Regions from separate parts of the Mus musculus genome. Here all the other regions are linked to region 1. Evidence: chromatin loops called from intact Hi-C (ENCODE). Cell type or tissue: left cerebral cortex. All regions are shown on one strand. Region 1 holds the start of Nr4a3 (nuclear receptor subfamily 4, group A, member 3). Region 2 holds the start of Gm32487 (a long non-coding RNA gene). Region 3 holds the start of Tgfbr1 (transforming growth factor, beta receptor I). Region 4 has its middle 69 kb from the start of Gm32544. Region 5 has its middle 83 kb from the start of Gm46853. Region 6 overlaps Gm46853 (a long non-coding RNA gene). Region 7 has its middle 130 kb from the start of Gm46853.

Region 1 (4,000 bases):
GGGAGCCGGGTGAGAGGGGTGTGAGCGCGCGGGAGAGAGTGGAGTGTGTGTGCGGAGCGTGTGAGCGCGCGTGTGTCTGTCTGTGTGTGCAAGTGAAGGAGCGGGTGTGAGCGTGTCTGTGTATGGGGAGCGGAGGAGGAGCAGGCGCTGGAGGGGTGGGGGGCGGGAGGCAGGAGACTCGGCTCTCCCGGCTGCGCGTTCGCTCGCTCTCTCGGCACGTCATTTATGCCACAGGAGCCCTAGCAGCCTCTCCATAGAGTGCCTGGAATGCGAGACGTCAATGTGACGACATGGGACGCTACGTCACCCTCCTCCTCCCTCCCCTGGCCCAGCCGGTTCCGCGTGTGCGAGGGTGTGTGTGTGTGTGTGTGTGTGTGTGTGTGTGTGTGTGCGCGCGCGCGTGCGCGCGTCCTCCGGCCATTCTCACGGCCGCACAATGGAAACCACGGGGAGCTGCGGACCCCAGCCCTGAGGCTTCTCAGATTCGCGCGGCCAACCCCTCTGCACGGGAGCCGCTTGCCAGGGCGCCGGTCTACCAGAGGGTGCCGCAGCCCGCCCGCGGGTCAGGCGGGACCGCCCAGCTGTCAGGCTCCGGGTGGAGCAGAGTTGGAGGAGTGCTGCTGGCTCGCCTCCGAGGCTGCCCCGAGGCATCTAGCCAGGTCCAGGGGGTAAGAGAGAGGACAGCTCTTCCGAAAGGGAAGGCTACGCCAGCCAGCTTCTCCGAGTGACCTGGCAGTCGCAGCTGAAGGAGTCTGGCACCAGGCCGAAGACTCCCAGAGGTGCAGCTGTGCTTCCCTCATGCAATGGTTCTAAGGCTGTTTACGTCCCTCTGGCCCTCTGCGCCTAGGCTAATTTGCCTCTTCCTCCTGTCATGCTGTTAGTGTTTCACCCTAGGATGCAGACAGTTCCAGGGACAAGATTTTATTTCTTTTTACTTATGGTGTGAGGTTCTTGACTGGACGCTTTATAATCCAAAGAAGTGCACATCCAGCCACGCGCGCGCTGCACGAGAAACTATATATAAAACAAACACACCACACGTGTTGAACAGCTGAGTGAGTCTGACTGTTCCTCTACTCCCCAGCACCGGGTCAGACATGGAACTCAACTCGCATTTGAGGGTTGTAGATGCCTCCCCTTCCACCTCTCAAATGAAATATTCAAAATCAGTCAACAGGATTCATTAGGTTGTCTCTAGGGGATCTTAACTATGGTCTCCTGGGGCGGGGGGCGGGGGGGGGGAGGTACATTTGTCTTCCAAGTATGTAGAAAGTCTGGGCGACTGTATAAGGGACAGCGATTTTTTCCTGGAAAAAAATTTAGGGTGTCACTTTCTTGCTGAGAACAAAACAAAACAAATAACAAAAACAAAACAAAACAAAACAAAACATGTTTGAGTTAAGAACTCTTAGTTCCAAAGGTTGCTGCTAACTGAAAGTAACCTCTTTCAGAAAAAAAAATTTTTTTTTACGAAGACGTTAGAATGAAACAACACAGACAGACGCGGTCTCCAGTGGTCTGCTAGAATCTCAAGTGGCATTTTCTTTTGATCTGCCCCAACAATTGAGCGTGTGGGTGGCAAAGTTGGGGGAATAGGATCCCCTAGTCATAGCACATGCTTCAGAATCTAAGAAGGTTCGAACTAGGACCAGAAACTCGAAAAACAAAACAACACATGCATAGTGTGTCTCTCTGTCTACGCCTCCACTTTCACTTTAGCCGGCTGGTGTGCTTAAGACCGTGAGCGGACGCTCCGAAAGTTGTCCCAGTCCAGAGGAACCGAGCCCCCTGGCTGCGGGTGCGTTCCCATCCTAGCCCAGAAGGAAGGAGGGCGCTCCTACATTGAATCCATTCAAAGGCTGGGGGTTGGGGGAGCAGGACCTGGAGCCGCGCGGCGCTGACGCACGCGAGGCGCGTGATTGACGCAGGCGATGTTTCTAAATTGGGCGGTTGGCCGGGCCCAGGCGGCGGCGCGCGCGGCAGATAGCGGAGTAGATTCCCCTCGGTCACCCCCTCCCGTCTCCATTCAGCGCGGCGCGGCGTGGGGCGGGGCGGGGTGGGACGCGCGCGTCCGCGCCGGGATCCGGCGAACCAAATATAGACGGGTCCCAGCTATTTTTAGTGGGACGTCGGGCGCGCGCACGCGCGCGCCGCGCTAAGGGGCGCCCCGACTCTGCCCGGAGAGCGGACTGCCGAGTCGCCATCTTGTACTCGGTTCGACCCTGTCTGATGCCCGGCAACGTGGGGCCGAGGGTAGGGGGCTGGAAGGGAGGCGCGGGCGCGAGCGAGGCGCGCTGCCTGGGGTGCGCGCGCCCCGAAGGCCGAGCGCGATCCTCCCCATCTGCTCGCCCGGGCATTGCAAGCCTCTGGGCCAGGTCCCGCCACCGAGCCTGCCCGACCAGCCCCGACTCGCGAGGGGGCGGAGCTGCCTGCGGCCACCACTTCCTGAGAGCCGGGGATACCCATCCCGGACGTCACGGAGGAGTCGAGGCGGCGGTGGCGGCCCGGGGCTCAGCCTGCACTTGCATCATGGGTGCAGCAGCAGCTGCCCCGATCCTTTGTGCCTTTTTCCCCCTATTGAGTAACTGCTTTGTTAACTGAAAATACCATGACGGACCAGTGTGATCACCAGTTCCAGACCTCAAAGAAAGTGAAGCTGTCAGGCAAGAAGAGGGAGACTCCCCCAGCCGGCTGCGATGGTATCTGGTGGGTGGGTGTGTAGAGAAGCACTTGACAGTTTTCCACGTATTACTTCTTGCCTAACTCTTCACCCTTAAGAAGGTTTAAAAATAATTTTATTTCCATGCTGTAAAAATTTCATCTGTGTTCTGCACCCCACCCATTCTCCTTCACTTTAAAATCTCATGCAGAACTGGAATCACTCAATTCAGGAACCCTAAAATTAGGTACAATTTTTAGGAGACATGACATCTTTCCATGGAATTATAGAATGCGTTCCATTTTCTAATTTAATATGTGAAAGGTCCTTGCTCACTCGGTTTATTATAAAGTCACTAACTTTGTTCATGTGAATTGGAGGGTTCCGGTGTCCTGAGTTGAGACAGAAGTAATTTACCGGATCTATGATAATGCCACTTATGTGTGTGGTGGTAACAAAACCCCCGGTATCATGGACACTCCTGGATTGAAGGAGGATCTTCTCCGGCTCTTAGCACTTAGGACTCTATATAAACGGTGCTTTTTATTTCTGGGTAGTAGTATTGGGGGGGAAACACTTATCCTAGTTTACCTTAAAAAATAAATTTCACCCTTAGCTAGCTGGGAATCTCCAGGAGCAGATTTGATCTTTGAGTGGGTGTGCGTTTGGGGACCGATCCTGGCTATTTTTACATTACTTTCTTCTTGTGCTTTATTTTATATCCTTCCAGTCCTGAGGGTCACTCAGGTCACCTGCCCTAGTTCCTTAATGCTCAGTCAGGGTGAGCTAGTCTACTGTTCCTAGCTGGGGCTGCCTAGGGTGGAGAGCTGGATTCACTGTGGGAGAGTTTGCAGTGGTTATTGATAACTGACAAGTTTCTGAAACTCAGAAGAAAAGTCATGAAAGCAGAGCCAGGTCTGGGCACCCTCCTCTGCTCCATCCAAGGTCCCTAATGAAGGCAGCTCTTTCCATGAGCCAGACAGACTTTTTAAAGTATATGTTCATAGCTATTCTTTTCTGCACTTTAAAGGCCAGACTTACTACAAATAGAAAACAATATTCTGTGAGGCCTATGCAATGATTTAATTTTATTTTTAGAAATCTATATTACTTTTTTGATTACAATATTCTTAAGTGAAATTCAGTACTGGATACAACTATATCTCCTGTTTTCAGATACCAAATAGAATAAGTGCCTTAATCGGTGGCATAATGAAGACATCCCAGGTTTGGTCCTTTCTCTAGAAAAAAAAAAAGGACTTTCATGTATGTTCTTGCTTGTAATGTTAAGAAAGTAATTTCTGCTTTTTCAACAGCAGTCTGTTAGAAACTATCTATACA
Region 2 (4,000 bases), 440 kb after region 1:
TGTGTGTGTGTGTGTGTGTGTGTTCATGGAAACCATAGCTAACAAGGTTAGAAGAAAATAAGCAAGTGGGCTCAGCATTCACAGACCCAGGCACCTAGTAGAAGTTCGTTTGATCAGATCTTCCAAGGATAGCAGAGTTCTTCTGGTTGTTTTGATGAGGAAGTATTTCACGCTTTCTAGCACATGAGTCATTTATAGGAAGGGGGAATCAACCTGGATCACTTCCAGTGGTCAAGCACTGAAAGACACTTTGGATATCTGAACCCTCCAATGGTGCTTGTGGTGGTCCAGCCTACCTCCAAGTCTCAGGTGGGCACACTGAGCCCACCCACACAGGGACCCACTAACTCTTCCTGGGTCGTTTAGCTGGCCATGCTGATCCTGAAACCTCTGCATACAAACTGCACGCTGGCCCCAGGTTACCTTCCACCCCCTCCCAGTCAGCACTGTGGTGGTCTGCTCCCCCTCCCGGCCCATGTCCCCAACAAGAAGCCATTTTTCCCACCCAGGTACCCTGGCAGCACTCTTGGGTCAACTTCTCTGGATTCTGAACAGTGATGGATGTAAGAATCCAAAAGCCTGTGTAGGAAGCCTGGCAGACGCCAGGGTCCCAGAGAAAACCCTTGTGGTTGTGGCTTGTTCCCCCTCCTCCCCTCCCGCCCCCAATAATCCATCTGGTCTGTGGCTTCAGTGTAAAATATGCAGATTACATTTCTGAGAGCAAAGTGCACGGTGATGAGTATCTATACCAGGCTGCTTGGGAGACAGAATTCAGGGCCTGGGTTAGGGCTTCCTGCCCCATTTAGCTACGTTCCATAGGTGCCAGAAAACACGTGGAAACCAAATGCCCCCAGAGTGCCCAAAATCAAGACTTTAAAATTGCTGATGCAGGCTCAAACATTTCCTGCAGACGCTGATAATAGATATTATCTACTGGTGTCCTAGCATCCAGAACCCAGCAGCTGTAACCTTAGGACAAGCCACACTGCTTGTATTTCATTTCTTTCCTAAAGTGGAGATATGAGGAGATAAGGGAGGAGCTGGAGGGGAGGGAGAGGGAGTGGATTTGATCAAAAGGCATTATATTCCTGTATGGAATTCTCAAACAAGAAAAAATAAATAAAGATACTAGTATCACTTGCCTGCCCCTTTAAAGATTTGCAGCAATATTGAAATAAAAATATGTGTGGGTGTGTGCAGGGGTGTCTGGGTGTACTCACCCCGATGTATACATGTGAAGAGCAGAAGTCAATATCCTGGGTCCACCTCTACAGTTCTCTCTCTTTTTTTTTTAAGACATTTGCTCTTATTAAACCTGGAGACCATCCTTTCTGCCAGACTGGCTTGGGCAGGACCCCTCTGGAAGCCACTTGTTTATGTGGCCCTACCAAACACTGAGGCTACAGATGTCTGCCACCAAACCCCGCTTTTTATGTGGCTGCTAGGGACAGGAACTTAGACCCTAGTGCTTGCACGGTGAGCAGTTTACTCACTGAGTCATCTTCCCAAGGGAACTGCTTCATACGCAGGCAAAGGCAGCAAGGCCTTTAGTATGTTTCTGTCAGTAGTATGGGTAATGAATGAGGGCTCAAGAAAGCCAAGGGACTTGCCCAAAGTTACGCAGCAAGGAAGAGGTTAAAATGGAGGTGTTAAAGCCTTGACACCTTTAGCAGTGATGAGCTGTATTCAGTCCAGAAATGAGGACACTGATTTGGGATAAGTCCCATCACTCTCCCCAGCTGACCCCACCCCACCCCCTGCCCAGTATCTTTGTCTCAGGCTTCTCAGCAGTGTGGGCAGCCTGCCTCAGCCAGAGCAGAAATCCCAGAGCCCTGAAAGAAGAGCTGGTGTCATAAGGATTCTGTTTTCAGGATATGTTGGAAAGGTGAGAAGGAAGCTTGTCTTCCCATGGCTCGCGGCCAGGAACCAGTGGCAGGCCTGCCCCGGCTGGGAGCTGGGATGCTCCCCAGGTGCCCGGGCATCCCCAGGTCAGTGAGGCTGCCAGCAGTTTTCCAAAGCATTGGCTTCTCTCGGAAAGTAAATCATTGGTGCTTTGCAGGATACCGAGTGCTTTGTAGCTGCAGACAAAACCCACCCTGGAGTTGAGTCCACAGCCAGGCAGAGCTGTGCTGATCCCACATGGGGGCTGGTTGGATGGAGAGGAATCCAAGCTCCATGAAACTGCATCTTGGGGGACTCAAGAGGATCTCCATGGTTTAAACTTGATGCTTTGACCACACACTTTCCACTCCCCCCATCTCTCCTTCTCAGCCCACCTCTTTTTGAGGTCAGTTTCAGATTCTACTCCTTGTGTTTAACCAACTCTAGTTCTCCCTCTGAACAGGGAGTCATCTGCCCCACTCTTGGCTCTAAACACTCCCTGTAAGCATGTAGACAGCCTATGCTGGGCGTGTGTTGCGGATACAGTGCCCCAGCCTGCAACAGACTGGTTCAGAGCAACCACTGGGTTGCTTCCATTTCTTCTTCCAGTGGAGTCGGGTCTCTGGACTGAAAGGACATAAAGGGTGTTATAGATGCTGGGAGGGTGGGGCTCTCCGATAGGGACTCATGCACCCATCCCCAACTGCTGTTCCATCTTCACCTTCTAAGGACTCCTAGCTACCCACTTCCTCCAGAGAACGGCTCCAGAGGCTGGGGCTGCCTCTTTCCACAACTTCGCTCCTATCAGGATCAATGGCTAAGTGTCACAGCTTCCTCTCCTCAGAAAGGGACACCCCTTCATGGAGCTTTAGTCTCCATCGTGTCAACCCCATCGTCATGTTCCCCCAAGCCCCAACCAAGACTAACTCCTCCTAGACACAACTCAAGGTCAATTTTACTTTCTATTTTACCACTGAAAGTTCCATATCCCTAGATCGCCTTCAGTTTTGGCAAAAAGGGTCAATGGGCCAACCTGCGATGGGTCACAGAATTTAGCAGTTAAAAATTACAAAATTCCCAGTAAAAATTGCATGTCATTATACAGTTTTGGTAGAAGTCTATCTTACGCAATACTTGGGTCACAATTGTAATTTTTAAATGATTGTTTATTTGCAGTGAAATTTTATCTGGACATCCCATGTTTTATCCAGTAACCCATATATGAAAACATCTGTTTGCTGCTCCCCACCCCACCCCATCTCTGCTCCACCTTCCTCTCCCTTTGCCGATCTATCTTGAAGCATTCTTCCTCAGTGAACCACAAAGCACCTACATCCCTGCCTCAGGCTCTGCTTCTAGAGAACCTGAGTGGCCAGAGAAATCTCTCCCTATTCACTGGCTTTCTCAGAGCATGTCTCTTTGGCCCAATCCTTTAGACTTAAGCGGGTGGACAGGTCTAGGGACCTTCTGTGGATGTGTTTGAGGGCAAGCTACTAACTTTGCCTGTGTCCATGAAGAACCAGAAACTGCAGGGAAACAAAGGTATCCAATATCCTTGTGAGCATGTCTACCCATATCAGAGCTGACTTGGGGGGCTAGTGTCTGAGCCTTGCTTTAACATGCTGTAACGTGAAACCTGGATATAACAAACTCTAGGGACCTCCCATCCACAGCTCAGTGAGATTTGGACCTTTCCTCAGCCTGGCAGTCTTGTTCAGTTTGTAAAGTACTGGCGCCGGTACTTGGCACAGTAGTAGGTAGTACTCACTAAGCATTTAGTGTTATTAGTATTTGTTGTAAACAGTGACAGCAGATGACATCCGCTGTTCCCAGATGGGGGAAAGTGAAATTAAGATTGCGACCTACAGACCTCTCACTGCGACTGACTGCAGCACAAGGCCAACCAAAGATGGAGTGGGTTGCCTGGCAAGGTGGTGCTCTTTCCATCATTCACAGGGAAGAGAGAAGGAGGCACGACATTTATCTTCCTGCCAGTGACAGATAATTTCCATTCATCATCGTCTTTAATCAAACACAGAGATGTTCTGGCAGAAGCTAGGTGACAATTTGGAAGGGCATGCCAGCCTCTGAGAGTCCTTCCTGGACAGACCTGAGATCC
Region 3 (4,000 bases), 690 kb after region 1:
TCCGCCACCCGCGCTCGACACCGCCCCCGCCCCGCCTCTCCTCCCCGCCCCGGCTCGCGTGGCGCCTGCCGGGTCAGGAGCGCCCGGCCGGCCGGGCGCCGCCACCTGCGCCCCCGGCCCCGCGCCATGTTTGAGAAAGAGCTGAAGCGAGCCAGAGGCCCGGCCCGGCCCGCGCGCCCCGCAGCCACCCGCCCGCCACTCACCCTTCGCCCCCGGGAGCAGCGTCGCCGCCGCCACCAACACGATGAGGAGCTGCGGACGACGTGGAGCAGCGGCCGCCGCCTCCATGGTCCCGCCGCCACTGTTTGTGGCCCGGCCCGGCCCCGGCCGCAGCTTCTCCTCAGGAAGCCTCGCCCCTCCTCGCCCCACCTCCCCGCCGCCGCCGCGGCCTCGCTCCGGCCCTTTGTAACTGCTCGAGGGGCGTACGCCCATTGGCTGCCCGGCTCCCGCCGACCCCGCCTCCCCCGCCGCCCGCGAGCGCCCTAGCGGGACCTAGCCGAGAGCCCCGCCCGCGGGGCCCTGGGCTACCAATGAGCGGCCGTGGGTTTCTGCCTCTAACCACGCCCCCGCACTGCTGGGCCTCTGACCACGCCCCCTCACCGCTGGGCGCCTTTACTCCAGCCACAGCGGGCAGCTCGCGCTCCCGCGGCGGGTGGGGGCAGGGTCCCAGTCTGCGCGCCCGAGGGAGCCCACGGTCCCGACTGAGCGCAGGGTGTGCCTGTGAGAGTTGCTCAGGGAAAGACTGTGACCGTTGCACGCTCTTTTCTTCTACTCCAACCCCACCCTGACTTCCCCTGCACAGTCCTGCACCCGCAAAACCCAACTCTCGCCACTCGGACCCTCAATATTGTCCGGGGTTCAACTTCCCCCACCCTAGACCCGCGGCTTCCAGCCTCCCCGCAAAGACAGTCCGATTTCTTTCTGCACTCCACGTCCGCCCCAGACCTCGTCGTCCTCTCCCCAAATTCCAGTCTCAAAGTCGGAGCCCAGTTTCGGAATCCCAAGGTGGAGCTCAGACACACCCCCGAGTGGCCTCTGTGTCTCGGCACCGTAAAAAGACCCAGACTAAGGGTCCCCGCCGCCCTCCTTCCCTCCCACCTTTGCTGTCCCCGCGTGGAAGCGGAGAGGCCCACGGGTTTCGAAGGAGGGAGGATTGCCCTACGAAGAAGCATCCCGCCCCGGGGCGAAGCGGGAGCAGTCATAGGTACTTTGAGTTGTCTCCGACACTCCTGTGTAATAATTTCGAGGTGTCACTAAAAACCCAAATAAACTCAGCTCCGCTTTCATTCTGAATTCCTAATTTACTGTGAGACGCTCCACCCACCTTCCCTCTGGGACGCCAAAATGAGCTCCAGATTTGTAATTCTTCCTGTCAGACTAGTCCTTTCTTCAGACACAAACACAGTCACGGAGGCGGCCGCATGGCACCGACAGCATTTTTCCGCAGAACCTTTTAAGGAGAAAATGTTATTTTCTGTGTGATTTGAACTCGGAATTAAATAAAGCTCCGTAGTAGGAATCAGCCGGCCTCTAGTAGCTGTTGGTAAATTGCTTTATAGCCACTTTCCAAGAGTTTGATCCTGCTTATGAAAGCAAACCGTGGGGGCTAAGAGCTGGGGTCTGAGACTGCTCCTCGGCTCCAGCTAGGACACGCTTCAGCAAGTCCTCAACCTGCCAGAACCTGAACAGGCCTGCTCTCTGGGACTCCAGAACCATCAGTTCCTGCCTCCCCTGGCTCCCCTGGCCCCCCTGGCTCAAATGCCCTGAGGTTACAGGGACTAAATTTGACCAGCTTCTAATGAAATCTCTCTGGGAGATATAAAGAGCCTGACACACCTAAAATCTCCAGTGACTGCCCCCGCCTCACCCCCACCCCTAAAGCCTTGTACTTCCTAGGCAAGTACTCTACTCATAAGCTATACCCCCAGCTCTTGTGCTCCTATGTGCACCGTATGCAAGTAGTGCTTGTGGGGTCCAGAAGAGGGCGTCCAATCACTTGGAACTGGAGTGACACCTGGAGTGGAACTGTGAGCCACCTAACAAGGATGCTAAGAACGGAACCACTTCCTCTGCAAGAGCAGCAGTCTCTTAACTATTAACCTATCTCTCCGGCCCCCAGCCCTTGGTTTTTAAAGATGGGGGTCTCACTATGCAAACCAGGCTAGACTGAAACTCGGAATCCTCCTTCCTTAGTCCTCCACCTCCCCTCCCCCAGGCCTGGGGTTGCAGCCACATGCCAAGATGCCCCCCCTATTTTTCTTTTTCTGATCTAGTCTGTGTCTTGCATAAGATCTCAAGAGATTTTTATGCTATGCATGAATAATTAATCTCATAGGAATTTTTTCTCTGGTTATCTTTAATGGGTTGCAAATATTAAAAGCTCCCATCCCACTTATAAATGGGACTGAATCACAAGTCCAGAGTGCCTTAGTGACATAATGTGTCTGGAACAGTGTCTGGGACATAGTAAATATTTAGTTAATACCATTTACTTTGCCCCCTCCCCTTTGCATGATGTTAACCTTGAGTCTAACCCAATGCTTTGCCTTATGAAGCCTGTACTGATCAACATGAGGATTTTTTTCTGTGACACATTTCCTAGTCCAGGACATTTTCCATGGAATGAAGTGTGTTCACTTGGAAACTGAGGAACAAGAAGGAGAAACAGACTATTTTTAAATTATATCTTTCTGATATTAGGGGGAAATTTCCATGAGCTACAGATCTGAAAACAAGCTGTGTTAGAATGAAACAAAACCTGTCCATTTAAATTTGGGACTCTCTACAGTTTTTTGGGTTCAGCTGCTTGGGTCTGGGACCTGGAATGCCTGCTTAAGCTCCTCTGGAGGCAGTCCAAGAATATGCATCGCTAATAAACTACTCAGGAGGTTCTACTGCACAGGGCACCTGACCACTTCAGAAGACATTCACCTGCTTAAATATAGTAAAATGAATGAACCCACCTGTGTTGAAAGGTTGAGCCAAAGGTCGAAGCCTCCAGCCTTAGAGACTTCTGGACCCTCGTGATCCTAACATTCTCTAGATATGGGTCTGGGCTGCCTGATTTCTACTCACTCCCTAGCCTCAACACTCATTCCACCTTCTGTTACCCCTCCCCCCCACACACACACCTCCCGTCCACCCTCCTTGTGGCAAAGTAAGAATTATCTTACCTATACACACAGTTTTGTTGTGAGGCCTAAATGAGTGGTTGCCTGTAGACAGTCAATCACAAAAGTTCATTCCCATCTTAGTCTCCACAAATTCTCGGAAGGCTCATAGGATGCTCACTCTAGTGCCTTGATTTAAAGGGGAAGAGAAAGAGGATCATCTTTCAGCAAGTTGGCTCTGGAGCTCTGTCTGAGAGAAGTACTCTAGCCCCTTGCCCTCTACCCGGTAAACCCTCAGCCTTTACGCTGAGTACATTGCTCTTTTCCCTTTGGGCAATTCTCTTAACGAAGATACTTTCTCCGAAACAGAGAGCCAAAGGTTCTAGTTCTCTCATCTCTATCCATTTCTAGAGTGGCTTGGTAACAGAATCCTAACTCCTTCAGGGAAAGCAATTTACCAGGAGGGGAGGGGGAGGGGTTCAATTTGTTCAGCTCCACACTTGAGTGAGCATGCAGCAGGGTTCAGTCCAGCAAAACGGGAACAGGAATCGCTTTCCTTCCCGGCTAAGTTTGTTCCCCCTGTGATGACTAACCTTGGCTGTCAACTTGAATCTACTAAAACCCAAGCTGCTAGCCACTCCTGCGAGTGCCTTTTTGAGCAGATTATTTGCAATGGGAAGACTCACCCTAAATGGCATTTGTTTTGTTTTGTTTTGTTTTGCTTTGCTTTGCTTTGCTTTGCTTTGCTTTGCTTTGCTTTGCTTTGCTTTGCTTTGCTTTGCTTTGCTTTGCTTTGCTTTGCTTTGCTTTGCTTTGTTTGCCTGCTTGCCCTCACTTTCACCAGCAAGTCCAAGGATCCCATTACTGTAGCCTTCCTTCACCCACTTTAG
Region 4 (4,000 bases), 340 kb after region 1:
TTTAGCGAAGAACTAACTCATGGGTAATTTTTTTCTGGTTTGTTCACTTCTTTATTGTGTGATATGTATGCATAAATGCACATGTGCAAATACACTCATCTGTAGGCCTTGTGGAGACCAGAGGTCACTGTCACATATCTTCCTCTATTACTCTCTAACACACACACACACACACACACACACACACACACACACACACAATGAGAGACTCTGTATCTCACTGAACCCGGAGTTCAACCTTTAGACAAAACTGCTTGGCCAGTGAGTACCTGAACTCCACCAGGCTCAGTGCCCCCATCAGGAATGGAGTTAGAGACCTGGATTATCATGTGTGCTTTTCACATATGTGTTAGGGACCCAATCTCTGCTCCCCATGCTTGAACAGCAATTACTTTACACATTAAACCATCTCCCGTAGCCTTAGTATTTATTATTTTTCATACTTTGTAAAAGTTATGTAATAATATAATTATATGGGAAGATAAATTCTGGGTGTTTTCTAATTTTATAAAATTAGACATATAATCTCATGGTGAATCAAAGCCTTCCTTTTTAATCAACATGTTCTAGAAGTTTATTTTCTTGCATGGTCTAGAACTTTCTTGCACATGTACAAATGAGTGTATTTCCTGTTATACATGGGAACACAACACATCACATAGCAGTTGTTTGGTGGGTTTTCTTGTTTTATCGTCGATGTATATTGGACACAATTCTATGTCAGAATGCATAGCTTAACCTTGTCTTTCTAGACACTTCCATGATATCACATCATTTGCACACACCATGGCTTATCCTATCTCTTCTCCTATGGAAGGAGGTTTAGTTTATTTCCATTTTATTCCAAATAATGCTGCAATGAGCATCCTCTCACACATGTCTCATATATGCCTTCAAGTCCCCTGCCAAGTATCAGCAAGAAGAAAAACAGTTTCTTGATATCAGTTTCTACGATCAAATAGTCTTGTCTTTTGTTCCTGTGATGGCCCTCACAGGGTCCAGACTCCATCTGAAGCCTACCTTCTAATAAGCCCCGCCTTTCTTCACTTGTCCTGTTGTCTTTTGCATCCCATCTTGGCAGAAGACCTGAAGGTCCCTATGTTTCCCCTGATGCCATCACACTTTCCTTCTCCAGTGGTTTGAGACTCTTGTTACATACAAGCAGTCACAAAAGCATCCATATTCTTAACTTCACAAACTCTCAGGTAGGACACATTTTAGCTTGTGACCTACCTAGTCTGTCCTTTCTGGATGGCAGATGTTAAGTGGCTTTGAACTTGCTTGAACAGTGAGACCCAGATATAGAGAAGAATGAAAGATAGATAATTGTCACATTTCTAGCAAGAGTGCTGTGGGGCTGACTTCCCATCAGCATCAGCTGGGGGAGGAGGAGAGGAGCTGGGCTGCCTGCCACCATGTTTGGCATGGCTGGGCTTCCAGATTGCATCTATTTTTGTAGCTCTGTGAGTTGGGAGGAGATTAGAGGATAGTCAGATTTCCTGCTTCAGGTTGTAAATTGATCAAGAGGTGGAAAGGCTCTAGGTTCAGAGTCAGGAGACCTGGCTTCTGCTCCCAGGTTTCCCAGATACCCATAAAGAGACCTTGGGAGAGTCCCTTTCCTAACCCCATTTTCCCTCAGCTCTGAAAAAATAAAGAGAGAGAGAAGTTGTGTTAATCAGCAGGAATGTCCTTTCATCTCTGACATTGCACAGCTTTGAGGTTCCAGAAAACATATCCTGCTTTGTCTTAAACTTTCTACACTATGAGAACATTTACCCATGTATCAAAAAGACTTAATAGAAGTACCTTTATTGATAATTGTGTGTAAAGAGGAACTAGGAGTCAAGTCTTCACCTTCACCTGTGATCTCTCTTCTGAGCTTTGCCTTCAGTGGTGACAACAGAGACTTGCTGCACAAGATTCCAGAGACACGTCACACATTCTAGACAAAGCTGTCCAGCTTCTTGGATGCACAGAAGCCTGCCTGTGCCCCAGAGTAGCCTGTGAGCCTCTGAACAGGATATCATTCTGCACCCTACACACTAAGGTGTCCAGTCCTTTTTGAGACTCCAGGGTCACACATTCTGGGTATATTAGCACATGTGCACCTCATGCTCCAGGTCAATCTCCTTGGCTACACTCGCCCGAAAGCACCTCTGGGCTGTTCCCTGCTGAGCATTTCCAAGTATCTCTAGAGGCCACAGCTATGACATTTCTTCCTGGAGAATTTCTATACCTATGATGCCCTATGAGTCTTTCCCTGTCTAGGTATCCTTGTGCAAAACAGGAATGAGTGGGTGGTTAGAGTCTTCTTGGAAAACTTTGGGGTATTTTGTTTGTTTGTGCTCTCTCCCTCCCTCTCCCCTGACCCCTCCAAGATCCTTTGACCTCTTGAGAAACTGTCAAGTTAAGCTTCTATATTCATCTGTTTTCCATCAAGGTACCTGAAGTGTTTATAAAGAGCAGAAGGTTCTTTGGCTCCTAGCCCTGGATGCTAAGAAGTGTAAGGGCATGATGCTGGTGTCAGCTTGGCATCTGGTGAGGACCATCTTGCTGTAGAAGAATCATAGAGCAACTGTGCTGGCTTGAGTCTCTCTTCCCGCTCTTCTGGAGTCATCAGTGGCACCGTAGAGCCCCATGCTCGTGATCTCACTGAATCCTAATTACCTTCCCAGGCCTCACCTCCAGATGCCACCAACAGATCAATTTGGCACATAGGCTGACAAAACTTGAAGAATTCGTTCAAGCCATAGTAACCAGCTTAACACATTTTATTCTTTTTTTTTTTAAATGGCCTATAAGACAAGCCTTAAACATTTACCTTTAGCAATATACATAGATGTGCATGCCTATGCGCACACACGTACAACATGAGCATAAAAACAATTCCTGTGCAATAGCATTTCTTCCCTAACCAAAAAAGATACTGGGGAAACAAAGAGACTGAATTCCAAATGACAATAGCAACATGCTGTTGCTACAAACACTATGACAATTGCCTGTGTTACAGGAACTCACGAAGCTCAAGAGCTTCACCTCTTCTGTCACTGCTGTAATCCCAGCCATGTATACCCAGTGTCTGAGATCCTGATGCTGTTACTCCGTTGCACTGTGCAGTCAAAGTAACTGAGGCCTAATGATTAAAACCATAGAGCAAATATACATCAAGGCTGACGCATTCTCCAACATGGTCTCAGTGGGGACAAGTGTCCCCCCACCCCCAACCTACTTAAGGTGAAAGATCACATCTTGCCTTCTTAAATTCCTATGGTGAGTTGGCATGACAAAACAGCGGTCTTTTGTGAGTTGCAACCCTTGTACGAATTCCACAGATTGTACTGGTACAAGCCTGTAATCGGAGCCCTGGGGAGGCTGAGGATGAAGGACTGCAAGTTTCAGGCCTGCATTGATGATATAGGAAGACACTGTCTCATAGGGGAAAAATCCACTGAAGGAAACAGTAAGTTTTCCTACAGAAACGAACAGCGTCCCACACATGACCCCTCAGAGGCACATGAAACTGGAAATACAGAAGTAGAAGTGGCTGCCATCATCTTCAGCTCTACCACCCTTTCCTTTCCTGAGCTGAGATGCTAGCAACCCAGGGGAGGGCCATAGTTACTAACTCCCCAGTGAAAACCTGCCACGGCTTCGAGTCTCTAAGGGCACTGCACATTTCAGAAAGTCTTATTAGAAATTATCTTCCCTGACTCACTTCTGAAGACGCTAATTTGTTGCGAGCACTTCCCCGAAGATAGTTGATTGCTATTTGGCAACACCACCACACGGCTGCTCCTCACGGCAGACGCAGGAACAATAATCAAATGTTAAGTTTCTCAAGAACCTTTCTTCCAAAGAAAATCAAACCACTTGCCCTTTGTTATCTCAATTATCTGCAAAGCATCTTGGGAAGAGCTTGTTTATCCCTATCAGAGAAGGGGGTATGACTGAAAGCACCTCCCATTTAGACGACCTGGGTCTGAATCTAGCACAACTACTC
Region 5 (4,000 bases), 170 kb after region 1:
TGTAAGCTTTTTTGTGTGTTACTTTCATATTTTGCAACAATTATTATTACATTCGTTTGTCTACTGTTTTCAATATTTTTGGTGGTGTCTTTAGAATTTTATGTAAGATAATCTCATTTAGAAATAAAAATTAGTGTATTTCCTTTTTGTTCTGATTCGGGTTTGTTTTAGTGGCTATCTTTGTGTTAAAGAGAAATGCCGTTTCCTTCCTTCCTTCCTTCCTTCCTTCCTTCCTTCCTTCCTTCCTTCCTTCCTTCCTTCCTCCCTCCCTCCCTCTCTCCTTTCCTTCCATTCTTCCTTCCTTTCTCTTTACTATAAACTACACTGTTAGCTGGGCAGTGTTTGAATTACTCTATGATTTAAATGTATTTTCACTTTAACTTGTGTTGAAATTTTATTGCCAGTACATTATGAAATGAGATCTGAAGAATTACTTAGGATGTAAGGATTCTTCCTTCATGAGTGGGATTAATATCATTATATGAAGGTGTGCACTTTCTCTCTCTTTGCCCCCTGTCTCTCTTCCTCTCACTAGCAGCTGCCATCTTGAGCTAGGCTTCCTACCTATCACAGCGCTATGAGAGAGTACATTTCCTTCTGTACTCCCTGGATATCTCAGATATTCTGTTACAGCTCAAAACAGAGTAAGACAGGGTGTCTTTGTCTCCTTTAAAAGATATAGATTCTTTCTCTTGAGTTCAAGGCCAACCTGTTCTACATAGTGAGCCAGGGTTAGGGTTACATAGAGAGATGCTATTAGAAAGAAAGATCATTAATGTGTTAAAAACAAAATCTCTCTACCATCCATGCATGGGATGGAGAACCGTGGCAAGCAGTAAGAACTGATACATAAAGTGTTTTCTCTTAACACTTCTTGATTTATGTAGCTTGAGATTGGGTCTCAAATAGCCCAGGCTGGCTTCAAACTCTCTGTAGAGATTGCTTGGCTTTGAACTTCCAATTCTCCTGCCTCTGCCTTCAGAGTGCTAGAATTAAGAACATGTACCACCCCACACACCTTAAAGTGCATTTAAGGTTTTTTTTTAAACCCATTTTATAGTTGGTAAAGCACCTTTCAAAGCTATTTTCAGTCAAATCTCATAAGGATGCTGTGAGACAGTCAAGGGGGCATGCGATGTGAATCCATTTTATATGTGCGAACATTAAGACTCCTGGAAGTCAACGCTGTCTTCAGGTCCCCGGGTTTCAGTGAGTTGCCTGGAAGTTGAGCCCAAGTCTCTTGCCTCTCAGTCCTATATTTATTGCACCGTGTCACAACCATCCAAATCAATTCCGAACTGAAACACTTCAGTGTGGAGTCTTTTCTCGTAGTTGGCTACAAATGATATATAATTTTAATAACATATGCTTATTTCCAGAGAAAGGATTTTATCTCCATTCTATGCCAATGTTATTTTAATGTGTGACATTACATAGCAGGCTGCATACTTTTCCATGAGAAAAAAAATTAGGAAAAAAAATGTTTGCATGTATCTATTTTGGAAGATCCATTCTAATTTAAGGAAGCGTGATGATTGAAACCCCAGACTTCAGAACAAATTAGAATAAAAATCTTTGTTACATCTTGACTCTTGCCTCCTTTGAAGAGACAAAGTCATTCTAAGGAGAAGCCTGTGGAAGGCTCTTAAACTTCCATCATGAATGTAGTGAATGAAGACGCAGGATAGGTGGGTGTCAGAACCTGATGCCTTTTCTTCCTCAGGGCTCATCACTGTCTCTGCTCCCAGGAGTGAGTCACTCTGTAACAATTGGAGCGACAGTCATACCCATCCTTATTTCTACTTAATCCTTCTGGATTTACAAAGCCCATTCCCAGTTACTTTTAATAAACTCTTGTGAGAAAGGCAGTCCGGGTTATGAACCCTATTTCCTAGCTATGACAATAGGCTCACCGATGCAAAGTTCTACCTGAATTCACGTGTGGCTTCCACTCTTTGGGCCTCCCTGTATGCCACTTTCTTTGGCCATGTGGTTGTGAGGAAGAGCGTTCTGAGAACTAGGAACGTTAAGCTTTACCCTGTTGCATTGTAAATATCACTGACCAGATTGCAATACTGAAGGAACCATGTCAAACACCGTAAGATAAAAATATAGGCTATAACTGTCATCTGCCACTGTGAAGTCTGCAGTAGGATTCGGGGGCTTAAATAATTAGAAACAAAGTCTGAGGCACGTTTATCTATCCAATTTCACTGGTGTTGTTTTTATAGCCAGTGGCATGTCTTCTCTTCTTGGTGCAATACTCCTAAGTGTCGATCACGTCTGATGCACCCACAGATGTGCATACACCAAGGCAGTAATGCCCGTGTGACATACCTGGATGTGCAGGTGCCAGTAGGGACCACAACATTTTCCACAAAGGTTACAAAGCAGGCTCCCAAAGCCAACACTGTTTCTAAAACAAGAGTCAGAATGCTGGTCTCCCAGGCCACGTCCATAGGCAACGTGAGCACAAAAGCGGCCCTCCAGGGTTTTAGAAACACTGTCCAGTTCCCTGGGTGGGCAATAAATCAGGATGTCTCAGCTTTGTTAGCCAAGGCTGGGGTGGTTGCAAGGGAGCCTTTCTCAGTTCTGAACACAGTCTCTAAGCCACACAGTGTTTCTTTCTTTTTCAACACACTGTGATTCTCATCTCGTAGCTGTGTGCTCTTTAAAAAAAAAAAAAAACAAAAAACAAAACGTGTCTACTTGCTAACACCCCTTTTTGGAATGGTAAGGGGCAGGGAGGAGGTTTTCTGTTCTTGGAGGTTTGGTTAAGTTAGCGGGTGAAGAGCCAGTTTGCGGTGTGCGTATGCTTTGCTTGTCATGATCCTGACACTGGGTCTGGGATAATCAGACTGTGCTTCTGCTCTGCGTGGAGATTAGGGACATTGGTGTGACTATTCTGGGGCAGCTGCTCTGCTCCACTCTGTATGGCCGTAGCATCGTCTCTGTGAATATATGTGGGCAGTGGGGCTCCACCTATGTTCTACAAGACTTTGAGGCCATCACTGTGGGCATGTGGGCATCACATTGGGCAGTGGGGCTCTACTTAGGTTCTGCAGGCCTATGGAGACATCACTATGAACACAGTGGTACAGCTGGGCTCTACCTCTGCTCTGCTGGTTTGTGGTCTATTGGTGTGAGCATCCTCATAGTGGCTCGGTTATCCACTCAGTCAGTATAGTCTTTCTCTTGCTTTTCATTTTTTTTATGGGCCTCTGTTCTCTAGAGGGAACAGCCAATGCTCACCAGGAGTAATCATGGCTTTGGGAAAGGTGGAAAGCAGGAGGGAAGGCAGATCTCTATAGAGCAGCATGCTGTGCCTTAAGTATGTGGGAAGGAGCAGGGTGGCAAGGAAAACAGCTAGAGTTCCAGGGTGGAGAAAGGAAAGTGACAAATGCTGGTTTCAGTTTGGCTATGCAATAAGATGCCCTTGAATTCCAAATGAGTAGGCGCGGGGGGGGGGGGGGGGGATGCTCTGCTTTGGCCCTTCTGCATTGTGTAATAGTAATACAGACCACGATTTCCCGAGACCGATTGAACATGAGTCTGTATGGGTGAACTGCCATACATACATAGTTTAAAAGTTGTCACTAGCCACTTTATTTTTTTAATGGTTAAAAAAGAAATAGGCAAAAGTAATTATAATATATCCAGTATAAGCTAACTGGTATCATTTCAACATGTTATCAATAAAAACGTCACTGAAGAGATTTTTACCCTTTCCCCCACACAGGCTTTAGGATGTGGGTTTGTTTTATTCTTACAGCACTGTTAGAAAGCAAACCACATTTAAGAGCACAATAGGTGTGTGATGCTACCTGGTTGGGCAGTGCGTCTTAGGCCCCGAAGGAGCAGGACAGCCAGGGTGGGAAGCCAATAGCTTCTGCTTTGGGAAGTAATGACTGGGAGATAGTGAAGCCAGTATGGCTGCTGTTTCCTAGATGACTTTCCAAAGCATGCCTTTTATTGTTTGCCTCTTTAAGTGGCTCCTTTG
Region 6 (4,000 bases), 96 kb after region 1:
CGATTTTCTCTCTTACTCTCCTGCTACTCTCAAGAAATAAATCATGCTTAGGTCACTTCAACTCAAGTGAGACTTTATTCTGTGAAGTGTGTAGTTTGTAAAAGGCTCAATGGGCTATTTTGGATCAAATAACTCTGTTTTCTTTAGCCATTTAAAATGGTCTATTTTCATTTTTTTCAGCCACTGCCTCATGAAAGGACCTAAGAATATCCCCAACTTAGTGTTAGATCCCGTAATTACATTTTCCCATTTTGAAAGCAGTTATGCAGTCCTTACAATAGAGTCAGCCCTGCTAAAAATAAACGCCAGGCAGTTCATATTAACTGTGTAATAATAACAGGCAACAAGGAGGCTCGGTGTCCAAATATGATGAAAACAGGAAGTTCGTTACACAAGCTGTTCTTTCCTGATAGATCTGAATTCTTAAAGCCTTAACTCAAAAATAATCCCTTCAGGTTATAAATAAAATCAGAGAATCGTCTCTTCTTTGTGGCTTAATGGGGATGAAATATCACAGCTAAATAAATGCACGGTTATGGATGGCTTGACGTGCCAGAACAGCCGGGGTTTGGGGGAGGAAGGAGTCTGTGTGGAGACCCTTGTCCTCACCCCTGGCTGCTGGAGGCATCTGCCTCAGGCTTTTTCCTCTGTTCTGAACCCAGGAACAAGTTACCAAGGAGACCTGCTTTCCGAGGACGCGATGGCAGCGAAGCAGAGAGCCTTCAGGTGTGGAGAAGATTTTTATTTTTCTCTGGGGAGAAAAAAAATATCCCTAGAGGAAAAAAAAAAAAAAAACACACAACTCCAAAGGCCATTCAGATAGCATCCTGCCTCCTCTGGGTCACAGTGCGTCCCAAGGTATGTCTGCTCCTCCCCTTAGCGCACGTCTCTTCCTTAGTGAGTGGCATTGGTTGCCAGGATTCACATGAGGTGGGCTTGGAGGTAGATTGTCACCAAGGCAGCCAGAGCAGCCTCCCTTCCTGTATACAAACCCCAGCCCTCCAGGGTGCTATGGCTCAGTGAGGAGGGACTTGGGACTCTGCCATCCACCTCTTCCAAGGGAACTTTTCATTGCCTATTGTCGTGGCTGTAAAAAGTGCTACGCGGCCCAGACAGTCATTCCAGCTTCCCTGCATTTTCTGTCACACAATAGAGATCAGGCTGGAAAGTGTAACCAAGTCTTGCCCACAAGATGGGGTTCAAGCAGGGAAAGGGATAAGAAAAATGTGTGTCGACGGTGGAGAGCAGACCTGACCCAGCGAATCTGGTTTCTTCTCCTAGGAGTGGATCAGCTGAGTCAGACTTTCCCGGAGGCAGAACAGCGTGGTTAAAAGACTGCAGCCATCAGTGATTCCAGCTTACTGCTTGCGTGGGGGTGGCGTACCTCTTCTTCCGGAGTGTGAACTTTTCTTTCACTACCCTGGTCCAGAAGCACATTCATGGAAGGGTATGTTCACTGTTTTCAGAGTAAAGACCCTCATCGAAAGGGTCACATCGTCAAGTCTCACCTTCAGAAACAGCCTCAAAATTCGGGCTTTTGATATTCTTTCCAAATGGGCTTAGATATACACTGGCTCTGATTGAAAACAAAACCAAGTCACACTTGACTCGAAACTTGTGCCCCTTGACAGGGTGACTGTATTGGGTGCTGTGAATTTTGTAATTTATACACTTGTGTATATCCATGCTTCTGTCATTATGTAACAATGTATCTATTCATATTAACTATTTAGGATCTATCCTAGATTTTGTAATGCAGTTTGGACATTTCTTCATTTCCTAAAATACTGATGTTCTCAGAACCTGGACCCGATCTGACCTATCTGTGACCCCAAGCCTGACCTTCTCTACCACTGAGCATCCCCAGGGACAGAAGCCAGGACTATGGAGATGTTCCCTCTCAGTGGACGGGTGCATATCCTTAAACTTATTCGTGCTGCGAACTCTCCCAGGCAGCTTGTTAGAATCTCTGCCCAGACCTAGTCTCTTGGCTCAGGGAGTCTGGGACTATTCTTTGGAAAATACTGCAACAGATTGTAGAGGGAATTGTTGGGAGAAGTCAAAGAGGGAGAGAGGCCTCCTTTGGGAAACAATACTGATTCTCTCTGGGAGTGGTGAGGATTCTGTCTGCCATGGGGAAATTTCACCTACTAAGATCAATAAAGAACAAAGGGACCTGGTGTGAGAGAGAAGGCAGGTGGCAGGGGATATCATTTCCCCAGGACACTGGGGACACATTTGAAGAAGCAGTCTGTGAGGGTGAGCAGCTATATCAGGGGGCTGTAGGAGAGAGGTGGCCTTTGGGGACCTCACTGTGGGAAATCATGAAGCCTCAGGGTAGAGCTACATACTAGGAAGTGGAAGATCTGTGGAGCCTGGTGTAGGAAGCAGCCCACACTTACCCACCATCTTTTGTAACAACAAACAGTAGTATTCAGCTGCAGTTGCTTACACGTGTGTGCATACTGGAGACCGACTTCTAGAAGACTGACTTTTTTTTTTAACAAAGAAGAAATATTAACAGTTCTTAGAGAAGGGAGGGAGCTATCCTGAGTATGTGGAAAGGACTGTTTTTATAGATTTCTGAGCTAAGTGGAGGGTGGTATCTCTCTGCAAGTCAACTGTGCCTGCCATCCCCAATACTGCTGCTGGGAGGGGACGTTTTATATGTGTAAAGATGGAGAGATATGCACTTAGGCTTCATTTCCATGGTCCACTGATCCCTCACAGAACTATCGGTAGATCCAACGCTCTTCCATCTCATGTTTTTGTACATTCCAAAACTTGTCACAAAGCCGTTCCTATGGGCACAGAAACTCGTCTGCTTTCTGTATGACTGAGTAGCTATCGGGTTCTCATTGGTTCTAAATATCAACGGTTTCTGTTACACAAAATTTTCTCGACTTTAAATTTCATGTCTTGAGCTTTCACTAATGATAGCAACTGTGCTCCATATTTTGGAGATTTCTGCCTAGCAACCTGACTGGGAGCCATTTGAGCAAGCATCACAGTCCTCGAGCTTTCTGGACGGCAACGCTCTATTGTTTCCTGACTTCCGCAAATTATCCAGGGTTTCGTTCCCCTCCTTTATAACAGTGGCAAAGTCATAACAACTCAATTGCTATTTTGCTTCCTTTGTTTCTGTCCCAGGTGAGGGTTCCCAAGGTATATATTAAAAAAAAAAGACAAAATAAATATTGCTTGCAGAACTTGTGCCTGTGTGTTTTGTATCCAGAGACTCAAAAGATAGCTTGTTGGAAGAAGACAACAGTTTAAAAATCATTAACATATATTGATTATGCATAGTGGGTTCATTATGGCATTTTCATACATGTGCATGATGCACTTACATTATACTCAACGCCACCAATACCTTTTCCTCACCAAATATTTTTAATGCCTAATGTATGTGGGACCAATTTTACATCCTGGGGACTCAAGGGTATCCAGAGCAATGCTCCCGTTCTTAGGGGACTAACGTTCCCATGGCAGGAAGAGACAGGTCATAGAGAAGTGACACAAAATTGGTGTGTGTGCCACTTATGTTAGTTACAGAACACATCTACAGCAAATCACGTTTAAGCAGAGACGTGAGAGACATGCACAAGGCAAGCGCATCCACATGAAGAGATTTCTTGGTGAAGGAAAACTCTTGTACCAAGATGTTGACAGGGACGACTGCCTTGTGTTTTCAGGAATGTCATGGCAACGATGACAGCAAAGTGGAATGGATGCCAGGGAGAATGAAAGGAGATGAAGCAGATGCTTCGTGGGGAAGGTCACGCAGCTTCCTCTGGCCGCAGCGAAGACTGAATACTTATTTCAAAAACATTTATTTTACGTGTATGCGTGTTTGCCTATATGTACATGTGTGTGTGCGTACCACATGCAGTGCCCACAGAAGCCAGAAGTGGGCGTTGGATCCCCCAAGAACTGCAGTTACAGATGGTTATGAACAGCCATGTCAATATCCAAGTTCTCTGCAAGAGCAGCTAGCCAT
Region 7 (4,000 bases), 220 kb after region 1:
TTAGCACAGGTATGCAATAAACAGAGCCTAAGCATGGTGCCTAGCCCTCCGTGGGGTTCACCATGTTTATTGCAAGGATGAAGACTGAACAGGCAAGTAAGTGAGCACAACAGGTTCCCCAACTACGTGCTGTGGTTGCTGCTACACAATACTTGTTGTCTGGTCAGCATATTAACAATCATGGACTGCTTTACCATCTCTAGCAACATCTCAAGGGCAGACATACGGGCCCTCTGTGGTCCTTAAGTTCATGTAAGCTTCTGTAACAGAAGTCTCTTCCTAGGAAAATCATACACAGGACATAGAAAGTCCACCATACAGGTTTAAAAATAGCTCTCTCTCTCTCCTTTCTGCCTCCAGCCTCAATTCCTTTGCATCCCTGCCCACAGCTGTCAGGAACTTGGTGTGATCGTACCTTGAACCACATTTGTCATGTGTTTTGCCTGTGGTCTTTCTATGGTCTGCAGGCTGGAGTCACTTCCCCCGTGGCTGTCATCCTTATCTTTCACTTCATTAATTCTCCCACTCATTTGAGGATTTGTTGAGTCCCTTAAAAGTCAGGCTTTGGGTCCTGATGAAACCCGAGGTCCAGAGCATAGACACAGCCTCACCTCATGGAAAAAAAAATAGTAGTAGATGAAGCTCATTCACATGATGGTGGAATGGTAGTTTTGGTGCTTGCCACAAAAAGGGGGAAGGGGAATCATGGGATGACGAGGTTGTTCAGTGGGAATTCCAATCTATTTAGAAGTCAAAACCAGCTTCCCCAGTGGGGGCAAATAGATGGGTAGGGGGTGGAGAGAGCATGGTGAGGCATGCTTACAGTCTCAGCGTGTCGGAGGCTGAGGCAGGAGGATAGCATAGTTTAGACCTACTGACTGGGTCCTAGGCAAGTCAGCACTATGTGCTGAGACCGCTTTCTCAACAAAACCAAACAGAATGAATGAAGGTAAGGACTCTGGCAGAGGGCAGAGCACATGTAAACAGAAATCTACTTTCCCGGGATGTAGAAGGAGCTCAGACGGCTGGAATGGTTTGGCTGACTTGACAGCCTTCCAGTGGCCTCCTGAGTCCACTGGACAAGGCTTTGAACAAGGCCCCTTGCATCTGTATCCTTTGTCAGCTCAGCTCTCAGTCCCTCACCACCTTCCCCCATCTCCTCTCAAGTCTTGTACTGAGTTCCTCAGAAATAGCATAGTTATTTTTCAGGCACCTACATTTTTTCTCTCCCTGCCTACGACACCCCCATACCAGATATCTGCATATCTCACTGCCTCTCTACTCTGTTGTTGGTGTTAAAATGTCACCTTACCAAGAGAGCTCTCTGTCTACTACAGAGCCTTGTAGTACTGGCTGCTCCTCACCCTCTCCTTTCCCATGGGGAGTATTTTCAAGGCTCCCAGTTGGCTGCCTGAGGCCTTATGTGGTACCAAGCTCTAGACAGAATGTGATTTTTTTTCTACATATGCATATGTGATTAATTTATAAATTCAGCTTTTGAAAAGATTAACAGAACAACTAACAGTAAAATAGAATGATTCCAGTAGCTTATAGTAAAAGCTACTCATCACTAATGGGTAGTTCATTTCTAGAATTTTCCATGTAGTGTTTCTGGACTGGAGTTCCTTTCAGGTACAGAAACTATACAAAGTGAAAGTGAAGAACAGGGTGGCTCCCTGTACTGCCAGCCAACCTTCCCGTCCAGGCTGATGATATTCAATGACTAGTTTCTCTCTAGTACATTGGCCAGGCTGCAGATGATGGTACCTGTAGCTGGCTGTATCCTTCTCACTTAGACCTGGGCCTGACTCACAGAAGGCTCTGAGCTGAGCTGAGGTATGGTCACTAACAGCTGAATAGGAAGAGTGTCACAGAGCTGATGCCAGAGGCAGCTGGAGCCAGATCTTATGGTTCTCATATCCTATCCCAATACCTATGCTCTTCCTGCCTTTGGGCTTTGGTCCTGCTGTGAAGACATTTTCCCTGTCCTGCTCTGTGGATAGAACTCCATTGGAGATCATGCCTCTCTCTCTCTCCTTTACTACACTTATTTCATTTCTCTCTCTCTCTCTCTCTCTCTCTCTCTCTCTCTCTCTCTCTCTCTTCCTCCCCCCCATCACCGAGAGTATGCCTATCCTAAGATTGTGAGAGGCATACTGGTTACCACAAGAATGTGTTCAGAACCTAACAAGAAAGGTAACAGATGCTACACCTGTGAGTTGTTAAAATAAAGGACTAAGAAGTCCAGGACACCGTCTATAGGCAGGAGACACCTGGACATGACATCGTCTAGAGATGCCCATGAAGACCTGATCTGTCACCTTTGTCACCTTACAGAAGGGGAAACTGAGCCCAGGAAAGCCCCCTGCTTCCTCTACTTTAGTTTCTGGATCTAGTCCGATGTCCTCCTGCCTTTTCCTCAGTTTACCTAGGCAAGTTGCTGATGTGCCTCTCAGGCAGTAGTTTGCTGTTGTCTTTTCTTATTTATACCCTCCTTGTTTCTCAGAGCAGTTAAGGTCACTTGCAGGAAGTATTCAATAGAAAGGTATACTACGGGTAAAAAGGGGGAGGCAGACGGACCACAGAAGGTTTATACAAGAAGCTAGATATTGGTGAGGTAGAAAGAGAAAGGCACAAATGAAGAACAGACAAAAGATGCCAAGATTGCTGTTTCCCTATGCAAATGTGGTTATGAGCTTCCTGACAGCCCAGGTAAAAGGAGACATGAGGTCAGTTATATGGAAGGGACAAGCTAAGTCTTCCTAGCCCTTATCTCTAAAAGGAGTTTCTGGGTGGTGCCACCTTCTGAGGACAGTGGTGGAAGTCAAGCTTTGAGTGCCTTTGGCCCACCTTGGTTGACCAGCTGTTCAGATTTCTTCTCTGACGTGGTTGTAGCTGCTAGATTTATGTGAAAAATCTTAGATCCTCATTCTCACCCTGCCGTTACGGTGGGGTTCCCCCGATCTGCCAGCACTACGTTTATGATTCAACCTCTTAGAATACCACGGTTTTCAAAGACCTTAAAAGTCATCGAACCCAACATCCCCATCCCGCTCGCTTTTCGATGCCTGAATCGTCTCGGCAACAACCCCATCAAGTGGCCGAGCCAGGCTTTTGCATGCCTCTGTGAATGGAGCATTCACTGCCTTCTGAGGCACCTTTTCGTACCTGTCCCGGAAGTGACTTGTTCTGTTGGTTGACTTGACATCTGAATCCAGGCCTTAGTTGTCGAGAGAGAGAGAGAGAGAGAGAGAGAGAGAGAGAGAGAGAGAGACATTTCAGTACTGGGGAAAGACATCAAGACACACTGGCCTGCAGGAAGAATCTCTTTGGGAATCCTGAGCTTCATTAGAACTAGACTTTTGTTCAAATGAAGTGTTAAAATTAAAGCAGTATATATGTGAGTGGGGCCAATTGGCATGAACTCACCGCAGCATATGGTGTGCTTCCTTTTATATACATGTTTAGCAGCTAGTGGGTACCAAACCTCACACAGCTCTCAATTGCTAGCACTAATGAAGGATCTGTTTGCCTTTGAGGATAAAGATGGTATCATTGATTCACAGTTGTTTTTCCAGGAGCGAAGAGCAGATTTTTCCCTCCTCATTCAAACTCTCCTGCTAGGTCCTGTTCTTCTCTCCATTCCTGCTGCCCTAATTCAGGCCTCTCTGTCTCCAGCCACGGCTATTTACCTACACTTTCCAGTTTTCCAGCCTCCAGTTTTGGCCCCATCTGATCCAAGGCTACATTACCAGAGGGTTCTTTAGAAAGCACCTGATCTAAAGCCTGTCTGGTGCAACTCAAGCCCTCAAGTGTCTTCTCTTAAATGCAGTATGGTCCAGGCTTCTTAGTATGTTACATAGGGATGGCGATATCACAGGGTCACTTGTGGATAACTGTTCCTCATCTAGGGGCAGTTTGAGCCTTCAAAGAATCTGATGCTTTCTGAGACAAATTAACCACAGGACCCAAATCCAATCTCTGTTTGGAAGCAGCAGTG

The links. Hi-C counts contacts between places; a loop is a spot of excess contacts. Peaks named below come from ENCODE experiments on the same cell type or tissue, not always from the same donor. Only the 100,000 strongest peaks of a DNase experiment are listed, where the experiment ranks them.
Region 2: a loop joins it to region 1, with 5 times the contacts of the local background. A loop is called at or near these places in 12 of 42 quality-filtered maps.
Region 3: a loop joins it to region 1, with 9 times the contacts of the local background. A loop is called at or near these places in 4 of 42 quality-filtered maps.
Region 4: it touches region 1 in a loop (6-fold over the local background); 2 of 42 quality-filtered maps call a loop at or near these places.
Region 5: a loop joins it to region 1, with 2.8 times the contacts of the local background. A loop is called at or near these places in 3 of 42 quality-filtered maps.
Region 6: it touches region 1 in a loop (5-fold over the local background); 11 of 42 quality-filtered maps call a loop at or near these places.
Region 7: a loop joins it to region 1, with 10 times the contacts of the local background. A loop is called at or near these places in 6 of 42 quality-filtered maps.

What each region holds. Positions count from the first base shown.
Region 1 is chr4:48,041,380-48,045,379 of GRCm38, reverse strand. Nr4a3 (nuclear receptor subfamily 4, group A, member 3) reads right to left here and starts at 75. Exons shown (of 8, transcript NM_015743.3): 1 at 1-75. In left cerebral cortex, CTCF peaks have their summits at 545, 1,825 and 2,461; DNase peaks (open chromatin) are centred at 981, 1,907, 2,463, 3,386 and 2 more places; H3K4me3 peaks cover 3,804 bases; H3K27ac peaks cover 3,564 bases.
Region 2 is chr4:47,599,383-47,603,382 of GRCm38, reverse strand. The region is part of intron 2 of Gm42284 (a long non-coding RNA gene); the gene reads left to right. It overlaps Gm32487 (a long non-coding RNA gene), which reads right to left and starts at 473. Exons shown (of 3, transcript XR_390552.3): 1 at 1-473. In left cerebral cortex, no CTCF peak of the experiment used is centred here; a DNase peak (open chromatin) is centred at 1,534.
Region 3 is chr4:47,349,600-47,353,599 of GRCm38, reverse strand. It overlaps Tgfbr1 (transforming growth factor, beta receptor I), which reads right to left and starts at 378. Exons shown (of 9, transcript NM_009370.3): 1 at 204-378. The coding sequence starts at 288. It overlaps Gm32435 (a long non-coding RNA gene), which reads left to right. Exons shown (of 3, transcript XR_390551.4): 3 at 1-1,286. In left cerebral cortex, a CTCF peak has its summit at 1,980 (motif pointing right); DNase peaks (open chromatin) are centred at 72, 515, 1,351 and 1,993; H3K4me3 peaks cover 1,660 bases; H3K27ac peaks cover 1,043 bases.
Region 4 is chr4:47,705,589-47,709,588 of GRCm38, reverse strand. No RefSeq gene overlaps it. Among named protein-coding and RNA genes, the nearest start is that of Gm32544, 69 kb to the right of the region's middle. In left cerebral cortex, no CTCF peak of the experiment used is centred here; DNase peaks (open chromatin) are centred at 1,412 and 1,999; H3K27ac peaks cover 765 bases.
Region 5 is chr4:47,869,361-47,873,360 of GRCm38, reverse strand. No RefSeq gene overlaps it. Among named protein-coding and RNA genes, the nearest start is that of Gm46853, 83 kb to the left of the region's middle. In left cerebral cortex, no CTCF peak of the experiment used is centred here; DNase peaks (open chromatin) are centred at 1,297 and 1,579.
Region 6 is chr4:47,945,380-47,949,379 of GRCm38, reverse strand. It overlaps Gm46853 (a long non-coding RNA gene), which reads left to right. Exons shown (of 3, transcript XR_001784289.2): 2 at 663-858; 3 at 1,282-3,201. Among named protein-coding and RNA genes, the nearest start is that of Gm46853, 6.6 kb to the left of the region's middle. In left cerebral cortex, no CTCF peak of the experiment used is centred here; DNase peaks (open chromatin) are centred at 571, 1,233, 1,913, 3,768 and 1 more place; H3K4me3 peaks cover 726 bases; H3K27ac peaks cover 819 bases.
Region 7 is chr4:47,818,022-47,822,021 of GRCm38, reverse strand. No RefSeq gene overlaps it. Among named protein-coding and RNA genes, the nearest start is that of Gm46853, 130 kb to the left of the region's middle. In left cerebral cortex, a CTCF peak has its summit at 3,103; DNase peaks (open chromatin) are centred at 1,244, 1,747, 3,075 and 3,458; H3K27ac peaks cover 327 bases.